2 separate regions of the Mus musculus genome follow, and region 1 is linked to region 2. The links are chromatin loops, found by intact Hi-C in ENCODE. Cell type or tissue: gastrocnemius. All regions are shown on one strand. Links, peaks and the distances in the headings refer to the core of each region. The heading gives the core; the rest is flanking DNA.

What was found. A loop is a pair of places that touch in the nucleus more often than their neighbours do. Peaks named below come from ENCODE experiments on the same cell type or tissue, not always from the same donor. Only the 100,000 strongest peaks of a DNase experiment are listed, where the experiment ranks them.
Region 1: a loop joins it to region 2, with 2.2 times the contacts of the local background. A loop is called at or near these places in 2 of 42 quality-filtered maps.

The regions. Positions count from the first base shown.
Region 1 is chr10:51,788,787-51,796,542 of GRCm38, reverse strand. No RefSeq gene overlaps it. Among named protein-coding and RNA genes, the nearest start is that of Gm23906, 96 kb to the left of the region's middle. In gastrocnemius, for the core only: a CTCF peak has its summit at 4,285 (motif pointing left); a DNase peak (open chromatin) is centred at 2,444.
Region 2 is chr10:51,926,071-51,933,826 of GRCm38, reverse strand. No RefSeq gene overlaps it. Among named protein-coding and RNA genes, the nearest start is that of Gm40646, 40 kb to the left of the region's middle. In gastrocnemius, for the core only: no CTCF peak of the experiment used is centred there; a DNase peak (open chromatin) is centred at 2,934; H3K4me3 peaks cover 198 bases; H3K27ac peaks cover 2,969 bases.

The DNA of each region.
Region 1 (7,756 bases), core at 1,404-6,403, 140 kb after region 2:
CTTATACACAAAGTTCAGACTTGGGAAAGGAAAGATGCATAAGATATGCACAGAGTTCATTCAAAGACAAATCCCACCATAGACTACAGTACTCCAGTCTCGCCATCAGCTGTCAATCTTTTTAAGGTCTCTTCTACTGTGATGAATTCAAATTGTACTTCATTCATCCTTGGGCAGTGTCTTAATTCATTTTAGGATCTTATAATACAATACCCCGAGCAATGTGGTTTTAAATGACAAACATTTGCTGCTTGGTTCTAGAAGCTGAGAAGTTCAATTCACCCAGAGAAGTTGGTTGAGGATTGTCAGAATATAGTCCAAGAATGGAGTCATGGGAGGGGAATTCTGGAGTGCTTGTGAGAAAACGCCAAGAAAACAAGACAAGAGTCTCAGGAGCAGTTTTTTCAAATAGCACAGAATTGTTCTTGGAATATGTTTTCCTGCTTCTCCCGGGTGCCTTTACTTCAGCTGTTGTTATTCAAATGCCTCTATGGGAAAAACACAATTTTGCCACATGTGGATTGTCCTTCTGATTGTATACTTCACTCAGATGACTCTTCTTCCGTCAGAGTATCAACTGTCTGATTCTCTGAATAAAGTTGGTGATTTCATGAGACTTTAGTCTGCCTCATTTATCAGTTCTGCTCTCCCAGGTTAATGTTTACCACTAGAGTGGTAAACAGAAGGCAGCACTTCCTGGTTCGTAGACCGTGTTACATCTTTGTAATATTGCATTGTAGAAGGGAGAAGAGACTTCTTTTGGTGTCTCTTTGATAAATGTACTAATGCTACCCACGCTCCTATGTGGCTCATGTCAGATGGTTTATGGCTTGTTGTAGTCCTTTGGAAAAATTACGAACTCCATTTCCTATATAGCATCTAACTACTAGTATTCATTTAATCTTGAATATGATGGTGGTGTCATACATATGTTACTCTTTTAAAGGAGAGTATAATTTTACATATTTCATTTAGTGTTAGTCTCAGTTAAGAAATCACTGCTTGGTCATGCATAGTGCTGCGTGACTTTAATGCCAGCACCTGGGAAGCAGAGGAATGTCGATCTCTGTGAGTTTGAGGCCAGCCAGGGCTACATAGAGAGACCCAAACCATGTCTCAAAAACAACAGCAAATAACAGCAGTAAACCGACCAAAGAAAGAAAGGAAGGGAGGAAAGAGAAGAGAAGGGAAGAGGAGAGGAGAGGAGAGGAGAGGAGAGGAGAGGAGAGGAGAGGAGAGGAGAGGAGAGGAGAGGAGAGGAGAGGAGAGGAGAGGAGAAAGGAGAAATTATTACTATTATTATTTTTCTGTCTAGAATTTTGTAGGAGACTTAGAAGTGATAAAATCTGGTCTTTGTATACAAGTCTTTGTATATAAACATGTGATTTGGTAGTGAGAGCTCACTCAGACAATATCTGCTGGCTTTGTTAGGCTTGATTCCTAAATGGTTTGGTTTTCAACTCTAGATGTCAAAATGTGGAATGATCCTCAGTCAAAGAGAGAAGGATACACAACTTGGCTGCCAAGCATGGAGAGCTAGCTCTCTGGTGGAAAGATGAGACACGACAGAGACCAGGAAACAAGCTCAATTTCTACCCTGTGATGCTGAGGAATCTGGGGGAAAACATGTTCTGACTCTCAAGAGGGAGATGACAAACTTAAAGGGGTACTGAGGGTCCAAAGTACAAAGGTCTGGCTGAAGGTTCTGCGAAATGACTCTTGGGCATCCCATAAACAAATAAGCCATCACACCGGAAGCCTCCGTGCCATTCAGCTTTGCTAATGATAACTAGGGATCACACGAGCTGCCACTGTAGTCAATGATTTCCAAATCAAATATTGCAATCTCTGGAAACTGATGAGACATATGTAGCACTGAAGCTAACAGGACGACAGGTGTAGTCTCCATTTTCTCAGGTCATATTAAAGGAGAAAGTTGTGACTACATATATAGCCAGCATCCAGTCACAGAAAAGGCAGATTTACTGTCATTGCGTGCCACAGGGACATCAAGACTGGAGTCATATTTTGGAGAATGTCACCCTTTGTCTATGAAGACACAAAGATCAGTATTTCTTAATCAGAATTTTCCAAGGTACATATGGGGGCAGCAAATATATGGAATATCTCTGTACTTTCCTCCCAGTTTTATTGTGAACCCAAAAGTGTTCTGGGAGAATAAGTAAGTAAGTTTAGTAATGACTTAAAGAAAACAAACAGTGTAAAGACATATTCAAAAATTACAAACCCAGTTGGTAAATGTGATTGGAACTTTGGCAAGTTTGTGAAAACACATTGTTTGTTTGTTTGTTTGTTTTGTTTTGCAAGAGACTCTTGGAAGAAATAGTGGCATCGTCCCATTTGAGCAGGCACAATGCCCCTTTCAACAGATGGTTGACAGAGAAGCTAGCCAAAAGTCCATGCATGAACAACAAATGCGCGGCTCAGGGCAGGAGTCCAGGTGGCCAGTGTTGAAATTGTTTTCCATCCTACGCTTGCCGGCCTATGGCGAAGCAACTAGGCTGTCACTTGACTCTTACACATTAAAGTGAAATGACCAAATAGTTCCCATGACTATAGGAAAGAAGTCCAGAAGGCTTGGGCAACAGTGTTCCCAAAGTGGCATTAGGAATCCTCGTTTTTCTTGTATCCTTATAAGGAAGACTCCCGAGCGTTCGATTAACTCTGAATTGTATCTCGCTAATGCATGAGTGCCATGTGTACACAGACATCTTGGCATCATTAGCAGTGAGAAGCATTCCCCCATAGAGATCCAGTACCAAGTCATTTTGGCCAAGAGTAAAAATTATTCCTAAGAGGGGGAATGCTGTCTTTGCTGTCTGCTTTTATATGCTTTAGGCAACTCGCTACTAAATAAATGTGGGTACAAAGCTGTTTGTCTAGTCCAAGGGTTGTCTTGTCTCTTGTGTGACTTCAATCAAAACATTATGATGTATATGAGCTGGACTTAGGTTGTCCGTGTTCTCTGTGGCTGGCACTGAACTTTTAGGTCAGCAAGAGATGTTGCTCAGGGCTTACCCAGAAGAGACAAGGCCCAGAGTTTGATCCTTAGCAGGAAAGGAAGACAACTTTAATGAAGGCATTATTTTATCAGAATCAAATGTTAGTGGCCATAGGATGTACACATGTGATTGGGGGTGGTTTCTGTCTACAAAATGGTCAATACATGTATATGAGTAAGATAAGTGTTTTCATTTTTTGTTTTCTGCTGTGTTCACCTTTCAGGCTATGAGATTTACTCAGAACTCAAACTTACAGAAAGATACAGAAAAAAATTATTTCAAAGAGGGGAACGCTAAGAGGGGAAAAAAATCATTGGTCTCAGCACAGTGAGACCCTTTTACACTCCTGTTTTGGGAATTTTTCAGTTTTTAGAGGATATTCCACTTTCAACATCATATTTTCACACAATGTATTTTGATAGATACATTTTATAACATTCTCAACAAATTAGTAAAAATATTATTAAACATTATCTATCCACAGCAAACGCGGTAAGCGGGAAGGACAATCCATTTGTTGGCATAAATTCAATAAAAACCATCTCAAACTCTTCTGTCCAGTTGCAGCCTCTTTTCTAAGAATCACAGCTACTTTAGATCTAATCTAATCTTTTTCAGGAGAACTAAACTCTTTTTATTTTAGGGATCCTACTCATATCAATGAAGTCAGGCTTTTTAAAATATGCATTTTCTGTATGTTTCAAATACATGAGAAGGTTTGGATCAAGAATCTTCCATCTACTGAATCTGATTAATAAGTAACCATTTGTTTTCTGTTCACACTCCAGGTACAGGACTATGAAACATCTTGATATATTCTTTCTTGACTTACTAGGTTTTGTTCTTTGAGCTCCCGGGATAGCACACGAGTCACGCTAATAGCTCACAAAATTTCTTAAATTATAATATGCAATTTTCCAAATTAGAAATTTTTTAACCTGAAATTCTAGCACTTGGGAAGGTGAAGAAAGATTATAAGGAGTTTAAGTCCAGTCTGGCTACATGGAGGCTTTGTGGCCAGCCTGGGTTTCTTTCATGAAAGCTAGTTTCAAAATTTTATTAAAAAAAAAAAATCTTACAATTTCTATATTATAACCAGAATCTATAATAAAAAGCTTTGTTACTTAAAAATTTATAAAACTATAACATAACTGTAAAGCTTATATTACTCTGGAACAAAATCAAAGTTTTATCAAAGTTGGAAAATGGATTTTAAATGCTGAAAAATAAATGAATTTTAGGGTCGTGCTGCCCTCTAGTGACAAGGTCAGAGAATTTCTTTCATCTGATTATCCTCACCTTAATTGAGGCTCCTGTTTGAAATACTGCCTACATATTAGAATCACTCCAAAAGCCCATTTAAAAACCCTAGTTCACAGAATGCAGAGATATTGGTGTATTTATACTGAGTCTTTTGTCAACAGTTTTGATACAGTATACAGGAGATTCAGAGAGCATCATGTTAAGAAATGCTGGTACAAACCACTCTGGAAATCAGTCTGGCGGTTCCTCAGAAAACTGGACATAGTACTACCGGAGGATCCAGCAATACCTCTCCTGGGCATATATCCAGAAGATGTCCCAACAGGTAAGAAGGACACATGCTCCACTATGTTCATAGCAGCCTTATTTATAATAGCCAGAAGCTGGAAAGAACCTAGATGCCCCTCAACAGAGGAATGGATACAGAAAATGTGGTACATCTACACAATGGAGTACTACTCAGCTATTAAAAAGAATGAATTTATGAAATTCCTAGCCAAATGGATGGACCTGGAGGGCATCATCCTGAGTGAGGTAACACATTCACAAAGAAACTCACACAATATGTATTCACTGATAAGTGGATATTAGCCCCAAACCTAGGATACCCAAGATATAAGATATAATTTGCTAAACACATGAAACTCAAGGAGAATGAAGACTGAAGTGTGGACACTATGCCCCTCCTTAGATTTGGGAACAAAACACCCATGGAAGGAGTTACAGAGACGGAGTTTGGAGCTGAGATGAAAGGATGGACCATGTAGAGACTGCCATAGCCAGGGATCCACCCCATAATCAGCATCCAAACGCTGACACCATTGCATACACTAGCAAGATTTTATTGAAAGGACGCAGATGTAGCTGTCTCTTGTGAGACTATGCCGGGGCCCAGCAAACACAGAAGTGGATGCTCACAGTCAGCTAATGGATGGATCATAGGGCTCCCAATGGAGGAGCTAGAGAAAGTAGCCAAGGAGCTAAAGGGATCTGCAACCCTATAGGTGGAACAACATTATGAGCTAACCAGTACCCCGGAGCTCTTGTCTCTAGCTGCATATATATCAAAAGATGGCCTAGTTGGCCATCACTGGAAAGAGAGGCCCATTGGACTTGCAAACTTTATATGCCCCAGTACAGGGGAATACCAGGGCCAAAAAGGGGGAGTGGGTGGGCAGGGGAGTGGGGGTGGGTGGATATGGGGGACTTTTGGTATAGCATTGGAAATGTAAATGAGTTAAATACCTAATAAAAAATGGAAAAAAAAAAGAAAATAAAAAAAAAAAAAAAAAAAAAGAAATGCTGGTACAGCCAGAGAAACTAAGTATTAATAAAAGTTGGAGTTGGTTGTCAGCTCCAAAGCATTCAGCGCACGGTCTCTGTTGCTTCTTCACGTCAGGTATGTGCAGAAATGTGTACATACTACACACACAACTGCAGAGGACAGTTCTTTCTCCACCTCCTGCATTTTAGCTTCCAGCCAACTTCCAATCAAAACACAAGTTCACTGTTAAAATTCAGAGATTCCCAAACTGATGTGCCCACCCTGTAGAGGAGAAAGGGACTTGAAGATGAGAAGATGACATTGAAACTCCCTCTCGTGATTTTTTTTTTATAGTCTTGAGTAGAATGCCCTCGTAAGACTAAAGGAGGGTTTTGTTGTTGTTGTTGTTGTTGTTTTTGTTTTGTTTTGTTTTGTTTCGTTTTGTTTAAGTTTAAGTTTAAGGCAGCACCTGGCTGCTGGCTGGCACTTTAACAGGTATTGTTTAGTGAATGAACAAATCACTAAGTGGAAATATGAAAAATAGGTTAACCTCTGAGACAAGCTAAGAGAGAATCAAATATACATAGATGGGTAAGTTCTTCAATAAAGAACAGGAACCCTTGAGATGAAGGAAGGAAGGAAGAAACCTATTCAATGAAAGCTTGGAAAGTAAACACGCATGAGCTTCCCGTGTAATGCAAATATGACAAGGCAAGGGCAATTTGTAGAGCCTGTGATTTGTCCCAAACCTCGGATGCTGTAAGACTGACCTGAGGGTTATTTTAATGAGATGTGACAACAGAACTAATCGATCGTCTGTGGAATACTCTAGGGACACAATTCATTATTTTGATAGCTAGCAAATAAAGGTTAAGACTTGGCTGTTTTGTTTTGTTTTCTACACAGATAGTATTACTGGGTAACCACATATTTCTCCTTATGGAGGAGTATTACAGTTGACAAATAAGTAAGGAATTATCAGCCATCCCAGGGAACTAATTGTTTAGGTATTCAGATCAGGTCCAACGGCAACTAATGGCAACAAGTAACTAACTGGATTTAGAATCAGAGGCTTCTGATGAAAACTCATGGTACCTCTTACAAATACACTTGTTGAAAACAGTGAACATAAGCCCAACAAGCAAGCAACCAGCAAGCCCCTAAGCCCAAGTACCAGTGTATGATATCATATACAAATATCAATACACAGAGGACCACAATATTCTTAAAATATATTACAGAGATACAATCAGCAAAATATAGAATTCCACAGGGCAATAAACTGAAAGGGAAGCAGGAATCTTTATACCAAACTGTATTAAAAGACATGGCAATCCCTGGTAGTACAGATAAGGGAGAGCCATTGGGCAGACCAGCTCAGCTGCTACCCCAGGTTCAGATTCAGGGTTTTGAGTTGACCAATCCTGAAATCTATATCATCTGTGAACTGTTCAGGCATGTGAAAGTTTGGCTAGGACACAGGGCAACAGCAGGATAACTGGGAGGAGTCTTGGTGAGGGTCCAATATTGATGGTGTCACAGAAGCCAGAGACCTTAATGACTCATTGCAATGAACATTTGCAAGTGAAGATTTGTGGGCAGAGGGGGATACTGTACACTGTGACACACTACAGTTTCCATTATAAGATGTTTTCTAGGCTTTGTTTTGGTCTATATGTTTGTGTGTTTTTTATTTGGGGCTGGGGAAGGGTGGGGTGGGGGGATGTTGCAAGGATATGAGGGGTGGATATGAGGAGACAGGGAGATGAGTGAGAATGGGGCGCACAAAGAATCAATAAAAAGTTTACGAAAAGACATAGCAATCAAACATAATTGGATCTTTTAAAAATATTTTTATTGGATATTTTGTATATTTACATTTCAAATGTTATCCCCTGTCTTAGTCGGGGTTTCTATTCCCGCAGAAACATCATGACTAAGAAGCAAGTTGGGGAGGAAAGGGTTTATTCAGCTTACACTTCCATACTGCTGTTCATCACCAAGGAAGTCAGGACTAGAACTCAAGCAGGTCAGGAAGCAGGAGCTGATGCAGAGGCCATGGAGGGATGTTCCTTACTGGCTTGCTTCTCCTGGCTTGCTCAGCCTGCTCTCTTATAGAACCAAGACTACCAGCCCAGATATGGTACTACCCACAAGGGGCCTTTCCCCCTTGATCACTAATTGAAAAAATGCCTTACAGCTGAAT
Region 2 (7,756 bases), core at 932-5,931:
ATGTCAACTTGACAGAATCTAGAATTGTGTGGGAGATGGGCCTCTGGGAATATTTGTGAAGGATTACCTTGATTGAGTTAATTGAGGGGGGAAGACCCATCCACTATGAGTAGATCATTCCCTAGGCAGGGAATCCTGCACTATGTAAGAATGGACACGTGAGCTGAGCACTAGCATGTAGCCAAGCATTTGTTCTTTCTTCTTCTGTCTGCAAACATATGGTGACTAGCAACTTCAAGTTCTTGATATTTTTGTCTTCACCATGATGGAACTGTGAGCCAAAATAAACCCTTTCACCCTTATGTTGATTTTGTTAGAGTATTTTATTACAGCAACAGGAAAAGTAACTACCATAGGTCAATTTGGAATTTAGGGTTCAAAGAAGGAAGGAAAAAATTATTTAAGTTACCTTCAAACATTTAACTGAACCAAGGCTAAAATACAGCTTCCCAGACTATCAGGATAAGCACACACAAAACAAATGTGCATTTGATGGCAAGTTAAAATCTGTCTGAGGATTTTGGAAGATCTCCTGGCTTCCCACTTGAATGCTATGTCAATGTTTGAAAAAGGAACTCTATTCTAAGAGCCAAAGGCAAATCTATTGAAAAATTAACTTTGTTTTGTTTTGCAATATAGCTTAAGTAATTTACTCAGCCCAATAATTGCTAATTTGAAGGTATTAAATCTTCTAAAATAGTTATAAAGTATTCTGAGCAAATAAAATTTAAAAATCCACAGTGTTAAACCCATAATATCAAAACCAGCTTGTATGAGACACACTATTTTTATATAAGACAAAGTCTTGGGAATATTATCTTTTTTATTTTCCTCAGTGTGAGTAGTGGCAAAATATATGAGTTAATAAAATCAATATCACAAAAATTATATATGTGTGTGTGTGTGTGTGTGTGTGTGTGTGTGTGTGTGTGTATGTGTGGTATCATCTTAATTTGCAGTTAACTTGACATTACAATGCCTGGACATAATGCAGTGATGTTCTTGAAGATATTGCTATCCATAAGTACAAATAAGGCATCTAAAGTTCAGAGAACACAAGTGATTTGGGTCCAGTTACTTCTGGCTCTATGTGTAGCCAGGGGTGTGCAGATCTGCTTGGTCAAGTTTTTTTCATCTTTCTTTGTTTAGTCTCTCTCTCTCTCTCTCTCTCTCTCTCTCTCTCTCTCTCTCTCTCTCCCTCTCCCTCTCCCTCTCTCTCTCTCCTTCTCTCTCTCTGGTCTTTAAATGATGTATATGCTTAAAATAGTATTTTGATGTTATATCAACTACTCTAGGACAGGCCTTGTTTTCACGAGGATTTGAACAACATAAAATTGACTCCACAGGTCTTTTGTGTTTGTGTGTTTGTGTGTGTGTGGTTTTATTTGGTTAAAGTTCAATGCGGCTTTTTGTTTTGTTTTGTTTTTCTTTTTCAGTGTGACCTTATTTTGTTTTCTGCATTTGGAGGGTTTTGTTTTTGTGTTGGGTTTTGCCCTTTGTTTTTCTGAAAAAGAATTCAAAGTGGGAGAGGATCTGGAAGAACTTGAGGAAAGGGAATAATATGGTCAAAATCTATTTAAATTTGTAAATTGTTTTAAATAATAAAACATTATACATAGACTGTATCTTGATCATTTCTACCCCACTCTCCCTTTCACCTTTCCCTAATCCCCATCCAACACATGCACTCCACACTCTTATGTTCCTTCTTTTCTCCACCCATTTTATTGTCTGCAAATTTCTTACATAGCTATATTTTAATCAAATTCCTTTTCCATTCTATCCTCTGTCATTTCTCTTTATCCCTGTAACCTCTTTTCCTTTCCAACTTTGTGTGTGTTGTTTTTTCTTTTTTAGAATTTTAAAACACTCTGAGTCCACTTATTGTTGCCTGTATGTTCGTGATATAGGGTCATCTACTGAAGCATGGGTAGACTCTTAAGGCATGCATTTCTGAAAACAACTGTCTCCCTGAGCAGCCATCAGTTACTAATAGCTCACCAGCTTGGTGCAGAACTTACAGAAATAATGTAAGATCAGAGGTACTGAACATCAGCAAAAAAGTAGTTGCTGGACATCTCCAGGCTCACTCACTCGTGAACTTACCTTGACTGTGACTGTTCCCCATAAGACCTGAACAAGATCAAGTCAGCCACAGTCACAGTAAGGATATGGGAGGGGCCCAGGGTGACCCACCCATAGCTGAGGCTCCTTGTCCCTTTTGATATAAGAGGATGATGAGGAGATGAGGAAAAGCTTGACGGTCTTTCAATTTGAATTAAATTAATATTATGCTGATAAAATGGGAGAGGATTTCATGAGTCTTGAAATAATTTGCACTTGAAGCAGTTTAGGTTTTTAGGGAAATCCTTACTCAGTATATATATTTTCCTGAGAGTCAGAAGTGCTGTCATTTAGAATGCTATAGTTGAATAAAGCTCCCCCATTGTAGTCTATAGTTTGGTTTTGTTGCTTAGTCACACAAACCTCTTCAATGTGTCTCAGAGACTCAATGATCTTTATCCTACTCTTTTAGTCTCCAAACAAATATAAAGTACCCAAGCAAATACTTTTATAATCTCTTACTATTTTCTTTTATGAGAAGATATTCCTGCAAATAAATAAATGAAGAACCAGGTATATCCCCTCATTTCCACCAAGATTATATTACTTCTCTGAGGAAAAAAGCCAAACAGGATGTAAGCATGGCGCAAAACCACTAAGCAAGAGTCAATTTGGAATGCCATATTCCTGTTTTAACACTTGCAATCTAGTCCCCCAACATGTGATAAACAATTTCCCTAAGTGAGGTGGGCAGGTGTGGCCATTTGCTTGTAGCATGTATTTCTCTTGATGTCACCATGCCCCTAGTTTGGCATTTTACTAGATCTTGTGGGGTTCTGCCAAGGGCACCAGACAGGCTTTCTGTCAGGAGATTTTCCAGGCTAAGAGCCAGAAAAATGGCTTGGGGTTTTCCAGAACCTCCTTAACTGTTCTTTTCAGCTCTGATCTCTTATGATAGCAGCAGGAGGGTGCAGGACACAATGGCTTATGTCATGGACAGCTAGCTGGCTGTCGATTAATAGCCAACATATATAGAAGTCTGTAAGAATTTGGGCCTTCAATACCAGGGTGCAGGCTGTAAGGAAAGAAGGTTTGAAGAAAAGAAGGCTGTAAGAATGTGTTGATGACAAGTCCCTGCCAAAGAGATCTGTCTTCACCAAAGGAAGGGAAAAACGCTTGTAATATTGTCAGTGTGGAAGTTTCTCTGGCAGCCAGCAAGCAGCCAGCTATTTGAGTCTCTAGGCTCATTATGGCTTTCCCATGGTGTGAACTTGGCTGGACTTGCTTTGTAACACAAATATCCCACTGGAACTCTCAGACCCAAGACAGAAAGCTGAGCTGCCTATCAGTAAGCAATGTTTCTGAAGTCTTGGAACCTTTTCATCATGATGTCATCTGGTTTCAAGGTTCAAGTTGCATCTGAGCTGATACTCTTTCCATCCCAAGTAACAGCAACGTGTGTGCCTGGGGGGTTCTTTGCAAATGCCTGAGACTTTTCACTACACTTCTACCTGCAAATAGATGCCCACTCTGTTTAAATCAAGTTAAGAGTAGGTTAATTTTTCTTTGTCTCTGAAATGCAAGAAGCAGTTGAAATATGAGTAGGCTGAGAAGACACCAAGTTAATTTGACATTTTTCTCCTTTAGATTTAATCCAGGCAGGGCCCTGTACATTCAAAGCATGAGTTCAACATTGAGCTATAGCCCAGGCTCTGTCACAAAACTATGGCACAACTAACAGACACTCAATTTAAAAGTATTGCTTATCTGGATAAGCTAGTCCTTTTCTGAGGTCTTTCCTTCTGGTTTCCATTTTATGTAATTTCAGTTAGGGAGATAATGACCCATTGCGTTGTGGAGATAATTTGGCCTGAGCCATGATTTGTTCTAGCAAGACACCTGAAATTGGTAGTTTAGATTGCAAAGTGCAGTTGAAACCTACAACAGCAGCCCTGAACACAAAATCCACCTTATTTTTCCACAGATCCCTTGAGTTCTGTCCTGTTCAAGTGTAGAGACGGCGCCTTCAGCAAGACGAGCCATTGCTTTATTTTTAAAGCTCGCTTATGTCAACGCTTTCTTCCGTGACTATGTTGGCCACGATTATTCAGGGGTGAGGTCACAGTCCTTTTCTTTCCTAGAGCTGCTTGCCATTTTCTCTACACCTGCCTTGCAAGTGACAGCTCTGTGGGTGTCCTCATAAATTACAGATCATGTGCCTTGGTCCTGATGCCTTGGGACAGGCACAAAGTTAGAAACTGTTCTGTAACTTTAGAACAGTGGCTGCAGGATGGGACAGCTGAGTGGAGACCAGAGATGCACATCAGCAGGGGTCCTGTTAAGACTGTCAGGCTGCCTGCCTGAGGCTGGCGGACAATTTGTACCCCTCAGTGTTGTAAAAATGGGACACAACAACCAGCCAGCAAAGGAATGGACAGATGCACCTAAGGGGGAGGTTTTCATCTTCTTGCTTTAAAGGGTAATCTCTAGGACTACCATCATGTGAGAAACAGCCTAGGATGCGTGAATTGCACTGGATTTAGTAAGAGACAATCACTTGCTTATATCTGAAGGAGCAGGATTTTAATTTCTTCCTTTAAAGTTTTTCAGTATATGGAATCCATTAACGGAGTTTGATATATATGTAAGAACAGCCATGTAAATGTGTGTGAACAACATTATTACCATAGAATCTCCACCAAAGGTGGAATGTCCCATCTACCACTGGGTTATAATAACTGATAGTCTACTGAGGACGCATAGTGCATTAGTTAGTTGTGGCCGTATAACGAGCCACATCCAGAACGTTTTATTATTTCTCATAGGTGTATAGGCCTGATGGGCAGTTCTGCTAATGTGAGCTGACTTTAGTCTATAGTTTGACATGACCACAAAGGAGAATTGGCGCCTGGACTGAATTCTTTCACTTACCTGTTGGTCATCTGGAATATGAGGGCAGGTTGGGCTCTGTTTCATATGTCCTATCCTTTATCAAAGGGTTTTGAGCAGGCTTTTGAGGAAAGTATAGGAAACTAGAATCAGAAGTTTCCAAAGTCTCTGCTTATATGCAGTTTTCTGCCTCTCCATTGCCTGGTGCTACTCAAACAGCAAATTCTAAAGTCAATATGGGAAACTACAAACAAGTGTGGACATGGAAAACTGTCCATGCAGACAAGTCTTTCACAGTGACTAGAAGCATACATCTGGAAATAACGCCTTTGCTAAAGTTAAAATATTTTGCTCTCAGTCCAGTGAGGAAACATGAAAGTAAATTTCAGGATTATGTGAAATATTTGGTAATCGTCTAAGAGACTTATTCTATTCTTTATGCTTCTTCAAGCTTATTAGGTGTTCCTCTTCACGTGGAAGCAGCTTATTTAAACATCAGTATTAAGATGCACAGGCTCTATCTTAAATTTCCTTGAACATAATATATAGCAAGTCTTAACATTTTTAGTTTTAAATGAGAAGGAGTTAGAAGGAGGATTATGAATCCCTGGGTTCTTTCCTGTACATATAATACATGTATTTTAGGGCACAAGGCTACAGTTGACCTGAACTGATATTTTATACCACATTTGGAGGATAAATGAGGTGCCTCAATAATGCTATGCATATTAAGGAAAATTTTAGTCAAATTTCATGACATATGGGTTTTGCCAGGTGTCTAGTGGTCATAATGATCTAGGATTTTTCTCTTTTGCCTCCTGCTGGAGTGGAACTAAGACTCAGGGCCACCCAAGAAGACAGGCACCATGTTCTGATTTAAAAGCAAAACTCATCTTCAAATCTGTGAAAACTTGAAGGCCATGATGAGCTCCACCTGCTCTGTTCTTGCAGTGTGGTATAAAGGAAATGTGGGAATTTCTTCTAGACCCTTCCCTTTTCCCTTCCCTTCCCTTCCCTTCCCTTCCCTCCCCTCCCCTCCCCCACCCCCTCCTCTCTCACAACTCCTTCCTTTCTCTTTCCTTTCCTATCCTTTTGTTAGCTGTTGCTTCTGCCATACTCTGTTCTAGAACCTGAAAATGGCTGCCTCTAGGATCCCATTTCATCAGCCAGCAGCAGCAAAACCCATTCAGGATCTTGGTTTATGTGTGAAGCCCAAGACCCCTAGGCATGCCTACAGAATCAGAAGAATGTGGAGATGGCAGCCAGTGATCTGTTTTAGCAAGTACTATAGGTGATTCTGAGACCTGCCACATTTTGACAGCTACCAGTAGAGCTTCTGTAGTGCATAGCCACTAGATACATATGGCATCCATACAGATAAATATCTACATCATATATACACATAGACACATTCAGCATAAATATAGCTATATATAAATATATACAGTGCACATAAAGATATGTATATGCATTTAAAGTTAAGGGACCTAAAATGAAGTGTAAAACCCATATTTGTAGTAACAACAGCTTTTTTCCCCAAGAGTTGCATAACTGTATATGGCTAGTGGTTACTGTACTGATTACTATAGACATGGCATGTTTCCTTCTTCACTGTAGAAATTCCTCTCAGACAGTTATGGAGTTTCCATGTCTCCAGCTGACTTTCTGGGACTCCAGTTATTTTTCTCCAAAGTGTTCCAGATTAGAATGGTATGGGGCTGTGGCTTTCCTAAGCTCAGAGACCTTCTATTATCTTCTGGTGTTTAAAGATACACTTGGCTGCAACACAGGCTTCCTTTCTTCCTATGTTCTCTTACTTGACATTTGATCTTTGAGTCTTGAAATGGAAATCAATCAGGCCATTGGTCACATCCTATTTATGTGTGATTTAATTGGCATATGATACTTCACAATGGAATTAATTTAAAATTTTAAGAAGGGCTGGAGAGCTTGCTCAGCACTTAAGAATGTACACTGCTCTTGCAGAGGCCCAGGGCTAGGTTCTCAGCAAATATGTCAGGTGGCTCACACCCATCTCTAACTCCAGCTCCAGGGCACTCCAATGCTTTCTTCTGGCCGCTGTGAGCACTACACTCATGTGTACATAGCCTCCTCTATGATTAGAAACAAAATAAATAAAAAATAAAATAAATCTTTAAAAACTTTTCATTTCTCTAAAAAGCACATAACATCTGGCAACGTATGTTCCCACTGGTTATATTCTGCTGGGCTTGGAAGCAACTTTTGTTTAGAATACACTGTCTCTTTAGTAAGCTAATGCACTTGAATTTGCCACCAGTCTCACCTGCTCAGTTTTCTCGTTAATGTTCATTTGCCCTGCTCCACATTTGAGTTTGGCTCTGATGCTGCAGGCTTCTCATGCTGTACGCCCCATTCCAGGAGCCATTAGAATTCCTAGCATCACTCCAGTTGCAATGTAGAGCCTGTAAAGATATTTCAGTAGATCCTGCCTAGGGAACTAAGATGATATCACAAGAGATGCTAGACGATGCTTCTTAGGTCACAGCAGAGTGTAGAAAGATGATAGAAATGTATTTAATCCTAATGAAAATTTGAATTATAAGGGACATAATCAGGACTAGTTAAAATAATTATTACCTTTTACTCAATTGTTTCATGAATTGCAGGATTTGTCATTTTTTTCAAGCAAGGAGCTCTCTGAAGATAGTGCTCATTACAAATCAACCACTTTCATCTTCATGACGCTCAGTTTAATGGAGTTTTGCTCTTTTTTGTGAGGCCATTGAGAGCATCTCATGTACATAGTATGCTATTTGAAGAA